Regions from separate parts of the Homo sapiens genome. Here region 2 is linked to region 1. The links are chromatin contacts, found by Hi-C or POLR2A ChIA-PET in ENCODE. All regions are on one chromosome and are shown on one strand. Each heading gives the region's core, a stretch centred on a gene start or an enhancer-like site at or near the end of the contact. The rest is flanking DNA. Distances are from core to core; before and after follow the strand shown. Region 1 overlaps MCC (MCC regulator of Wnt signaling pathway). Region 2 overlaps MCC (MCC regulator of Wnt signaling pathway).

Region 1 (2,951 bases), core at 157-2,656:
AGTGTGGCTCTGCTAACACCTTGAGTTTGGACTCCTAGACTCCAGAACTATGAGAGTTTGTAGTAATCCAAATACTCCTTCTTCATTGAAGACTTATTTTTTTGAGACACGGTCTCACTATGTTGTGTTGCCCAAGCTGGCCTCAATCTCATGGGCTCAAGAGATTTTCCCGTTTTAGCCTCCCAAGTGGCTGGGACTACAGGGGCATGCCACTGCACACGGCTATTTTTATTGAAGGAATTATGTTTCTCTCTACAAAATATATATTTTGGAGTCAAGAGATAGCCAAGAACCAGGGCTAACCTGAGGCAGGGACTGACACTTGCGGGAACATCATTCAGCACCCTTCACAGCCTTTCTCAACTGGGGTTCCTCAACACCAGAACATGACCTGAGAGGCTGTTTTTTCACTTCTCCTGAAGTTACTGCGTGTCTGGTAAACATTATGATGGGAAACATGCTCTGAAAGAGGGGTATCAACAAGGAGTGTCAAAGTGCAGAAGAAGAAACCTGGCTGGCCTCTGCCTTCCTAGAGCAGGCAACGCTAGAACTCAATCTTGAAGGCTGAACTGTTCAACAAGCAAATAAAGAGGAAAAGATAATGGGGAGACTCTGGAAGGTTCAAGTAGGGAAATGACATTAAAAGGTTGCAGTTGTTACCCTCTGGTATTTCTTCAAGGGTTTTGTAAAAATCATTTGATTAGAGGAGAAAATGGACTGAAGTAAGGAAGAAAAAGTTGGTGAGCCAAGAGCTCTACTGATGGTTCAGATAGGAAATTATGAGGGCTCAAATACAGTCAGCGAAGTGGGAATAAGGATGGCAAAATACACTCTAGACCAGTACTATCCAACAGAACTTCCTGTACAGACGGAAATGTTCTAGAGTGGCACTATCTGCTATGGTAGCCTGGTGCCACACGTGGCTGTAAGCACTTGCAATGTGCCTGGTGTACTCAAGGAACTGAATTTTTAATTGTATTGTATTTTACTTTATTTAAATTCAAATCTAAATGGTTGTATGTGGCTAGTAGCTACTGTACCCATCAGTGCAGTTCTAAAAATATTCAAGGAGGTGAAAAAACAAACAAAACACCCAAACTTGTAGCTGGGGTGATTCAGTGGATCATGGAGTTACTTAGCAATGAGAAAGAAAAACATAAAGAGAAGCTGATCTTTTCGGAAAGAAATGACCAGAGCTGACAATGTCCGGAGCTGACAATGATATCAGCTTTGGACATGCTGAATTTGAGAAAACAACTGGGTATGTAAGAGAGGGCTTATCAGTCAACAATTAGAGATGTAAGTCTGAAGGAAAGCAATTAGAACTGGATAGATAGATTTAGGAATGCTGGGCATGGATAAGGTCCAGGAAGGAGGTGTGGCAGTGTGGTGGGCAGAGTGCCTGTGTGGAGCTGGCAGGAGTGGAGGGTCAGTGGAGGACAGGGAGATGGGGACACCTTTTTCTCGGGGAGAAAAGGAAAGGAGGTGAGGACGGGCAATAACAAACGTGATTTGCAGACTGTCAGGGGAAGATGCGAAACAGGGACTCCCATCTGATGGCTTCTATTTTCTCTGCTAGGCATGAGGGGGGAATGTCAGAAATGAGAAAGGAGGCTGACCTAGGACCAAAAAAGAAAAAAAAAAAGGAAGCTTACACAGCAGCACTGACAGCTCAGTTGAGCTCTCTTTGAAGACAGTAGACTGAAGAACACATTGTTTTCTTCCAACTCTAGAGACCTCAATAAATAATAGTACAAAATAAAAAAGGATTAAAACCACAACGGAGATAAGAATGTGCCTGGGGCATTGGCCGAAACAAAATTTGGACACGTTCCTCAACGGCCAAGTGAAAAGAAGAGCACTGATGAAAGACACAGAATAAAAAAAGTCTATAATGTATACAAAGAGAGGCAGCCAGTCTACCCAGAAGGACGATGGCAGACTCTAATTCAGCTTTGGCAGAGAGCAGGAAGGACAAGAATGAGAACAGAGGCTTTCAGAGGTTAACAGAGGTTGCAGCTATGTAACTGTACACAACAATTGAAACTTCCCGGCATATGACAGCTTCAGCTAAAGTCAACAGGTGCTCCTATTAAAAATGCATAGAAATCCTGCATTAAAAAAGGAACAATGAGAAATAAATTCATTGCCAAGGTCAAAAGACAGCAAAATCTCCAGATGCCAGAAATGAGAAAGAAGGCTGAAGGAGTTGCCAGGAGGTGGTGCCACCGCAAGCCCAGGGGCTGTGAGCAGGGCACAGAATGAGAGCGTGGGAGGGAGGAGATGGAGGGCGCCTGCTAGTCTAGCTGCTTGAGCTGATCCCTCTGCCTCACGCCTGGAGCCTCTCTGCTCGACCCATAGGTGAAAAGCTGAAAGTGCTGTCCACAGAAGGAATCCTGAGGCTGTGCAGCGGAGTCAACCTTCAGAAACCAAAACCCCAGACCAGTGGCACCTTTGGGTGTGAGGTCCAAATTTATACTATCTGCATACTGTGGGACTCCAAACTTGACATGAACACTGGAAACTGGTTTGGATTTTGCCAGGCCACCCACTGCCTCAGAAACTGCCTAATTTGTAAATCGCCCAGTATCAAGAGAGAACAGGAGACTTAGGCTTCCCATGACTGGGAGCCCAGGTCCACAAAGCTGCCAGACACAGAGTGAGGACAACTACAGAGAGCAAAAGATAAAACAAGAGAGCCAGCAGTCTGAATCAGGAGCTGAATTCACCCTAGGGGAAATGAAAATAAAGCAACTGGTAAACCACATCACAATAGGTACACTGAGGAACCTTAAAGAGATAAGGGGAATAATTTCCTTAAGATTAAGAAATAATGAAACAAAAATAGACACCAAATCTTAAAAGCCTTCTTGTGGGGCTAGGCACGGTGGCTTTGGTGGTAATCCCAACACTTTGGGAGGCCAAGGTGGGAAGGTTGCTTGACCCCAGGA
Region 2 (2,827 bases), core at 286-2,785, 64 kb after region 1:
TTCCAGGTGGAGCTCAGACCATCCCCTCACTGAATTCCATACTACATTTGGGTGAACAACTGGAATTAGAACAAACCAACCCCTGGCTTTATAGGCTTTTTGTAGTCTTTGCCAAGAAGGATTTCAAGTAAGAAGTGAGCAAATACATTTGATCTTTAAAGATGGACACAGGACGATGGTACGTAACTCAACTTTGAAGATTCTCATTTGAGGCTTAGAAAAATGTGCTTTTCTGCAACCTGCCCTCCACACACAGCATGTTGGCTGGCAGGCTTCAGGGTGAGGGTGGGGTGGGTGTTGAGTGAGGGAGAAGCAGATATAAGGCAGAGTGTGGGGTTTCAAAGCAGTTGTTTTTGTTAGACTCTAATAGCAGTAAATGTGACTTCACTTAATCGCATCGGAGCAGCAAACCAACAGATCAATAGCCGATTTGAAATCAGGAATGCTTAAAATTAAAAAAAGAAAATGTCAGGCAATCTGGCAGTATTTGTCTTCTGATGTAGGGCTAGGGTGGCTTGGAAAAGGTCACTGTGGGTTTCAGATACAACGTTTTGTGTGACGACTTCTCAGTACAAATACCACAGTGTTCCCGTTGTATAGTCTTGTTGAGATTGTTTTGTTTGGTGGAAGGGGAACGAATTCACTCCCTTTGATGGTTGGTTGCCCCCTCAGCCTTTGAACTGTCAGTCTGAGGATTTTTCTTCAGCATCTGACACTGTGGCATGTTACGCTATTATACCAACTCTTGAGAAAGGATTTGCCACCTCACCTCCGGCGAAAAGGATAAAATACGTGAGAGCTGACATGTTCTTGAAGAAATTGAGGAGTGGGGATAAGGATCCCAGCTCTGTTAGCCTAGACTTGCTTCCTTCCTCATTATATCTCCCCTCCTACTTCTGGGGGAAAGGGCTGCTTGAAGGGGTTGGGGGAGGCCTGGAGGGAAAAGCTGAGAGAATGCTGCATGCTCCCCCACAGACTCCATGAACTGGGCCAGATGGAGACACACACAGAGTACTTACTTCCATCACAGACTTGGAAGAGGGGTCCAGGATGGGTCACTATCATGGGGGAGAGCACCGGGCTTAGAGTGATAATACCTTCTGGCCTACCAGCTCTCCAGATTTCCAGGAAGAGCTGTCAGATGCCCAAGGGGGCAGGTCCCTTCACTTCTCTGGATGGAAGGTGCCTATGTATGAGGTGAGAACAGATTCCTTGAGAATCTCATGAATGCAATGGACCCTTCTACTAGGGCAGAGATGAGTTTGGGATGCATGCATATTTTCCACCCAATTATGGTGATGACACACTCTGGAATCTATCTATGGGCCCCTCAATAAGAAACATCTGGACTTGATGTCAGCTCTGTGACCCCACATCAGTTTCAGAGACTGTCTCATGTGTCATCATCACAGATGTCTGAGTGGGGAAAAGAACTTTGGTACTGATGTCCCCGACTCCATAACTGCAGGTTAGGATCTGGAATCCAGAGACTGACTTGCTTACTCAAGGTCTCACAGTCAGCTGAGCACCAGGGCCAAGGCCACAGCACTCTTTTCTGGCTCTCTGGTATTGTACATGACAGAGTTTTCAGTTTGTTACTTGGATGAAAATTTTACTTAACATATCTTCTCTGATTATAAAAGTAATAAAATTGCAACAGAAAAATAAACCAGAAAGAGCATTCTCATGTTTTAGTGATGGGCTTTGGGTGGTTTTAAGCTGTTTTTTTGTTTGGGTACTTTTTGTTTAATGAGCATTTTTTCCTGAGTTATTTCTGTATTAAAGACACAATAAAATAAAGTGACTGTTTTCTGCATATGCAGGCTATAGCATAAATATTGTACAGGGTTATTTTGCTTCCTTGCTGCAGTCTGTCCACCAACTCTTCTGACAGAAGGAAAACCTGTAACAATGAGGTAGAATAAAATATGTCTCTTACTGTTACTGACAATTACTCCGCAGAGGCTACAACTAGAGAGAGCAGAAGTTGGAGTGGGGGAAGCCACCAACCAGCCATAAGCCACACTGCCTAGAATTGGCTGACAGACCACTCCTTGACCTCCTGGACGGAGTAGGTGAGGAGAGGAGTGGACTTCCCACCACAAGTTTGAGTGCTGGACACTCAATCTCTGTGCGTTTGAGTTCAGTGGCACTCCCTGTCCCACTGCATCATCAACTCAAGTCATCAAAAGCTGACATAACCTCCCCTCTTTTGGGGTTTCACCAGTCTCTGGCTTATTGGTGGCATTCCTGCAAATTCAAAAGCTAGAGTGTTTGTGAGCGATGCTACATGAAGGAATTTGTGTAGTTGTGTGTTGGCAAGCATGAAAAAATTAGTTTAGAGGTCCCTCTAGGCAGTTAAAACTTTTTTACTGAAATATAATATTTATACATATTTATGGGGTACATGTGATATTTTGATGCATGCATACAATGTGTAATGATCAAATCAGGATATTTAAAATAACCATCATCACAAACATTTTTCATTTCTTTGTGCTAGGAACATTTCAAATCTCTTCTAGCTATTCTGAAATATACATTATTGCCAGCTATAGTAACCCTACTGTGCTACAGTAGGAGTTATTTCTTCTAACTGCATGTTTTTACCCATTAACCAACCTCTCTCTTCATCCCTCCCCCACTATCCTCACATTCTTCCCCACCTCTGGTATCTATCATTCTATTCTCTATCTCTGTGAGATCAACTTTTTTAGCTCCCAGTATGAGTAAGATCATGTGATATTTGTCTTTATGTGCATGGCTTACTTCACTTAACATAATGACCTCCAGTTCTGTCCACACTGCTGCAAATGACAGGATTTCA

What was found. Hi-C counts contacts between places; a loop is a spot of excess contacts on that map. ChIA-PET counts read pairs that join two places held with the same protein, here RNA polymerase II (POLR2A). Pooled maps may share reads with other maps.
Region 2: a map of heart left ventricle shows a loop between it and region 1 (2.5-fold over the local background). The contact joins two enhancer-like sites. A Hi-C loop is called at or near these places in 2 of 168 maps with a recorded cell type or tissue (Right ventricle myocardium inferior and heart left ventricle), 1 of 37 single-sample maps with no recorded cell type and 4 of 50 pooled maps. POLR2A ChIA-PET finds 5 or more read pairs at or near these places in 2 of 52 experiments (WTC11 and activated CD4-positive, alpha-beta T cell).

The regions. Positions count from the first base shown.
Region 1 is chr5:113,088,725-113,091,675 of GRCh38, forward strand. The region is part of intron 8 of MCC (MCC regulator of Wnt signaling pathway); the gene reads right to left. Among named protein-coding and RNA genes, the nearest start is that of DCP2, 110 kb to the left of the region's middle. Within about 2 kb of position 1,407, at least 6 of the 41 ENCODE cell types and tissues checked have a DNase peak (open chromatin) inside an H3K27ac peak, as active enhancers do.
Region 2 is chr5:113,152,391-113,155,217 of GRCh38, forward strand. The region is part of intron 3 of MCC (MCC regulator of Wnt signaling pathway); the gene reads right to left. Among named protein-coding and RNA genes, the nearest start is that of DCP2, 180 kb to the left of the region's middle. Within about 2 kb of position 1,536, at least 2 of the 41 ENCODE cell types and tissues checked have a DNase peak (open chromatin) inside an H3K27ac peak, as active enhancers do.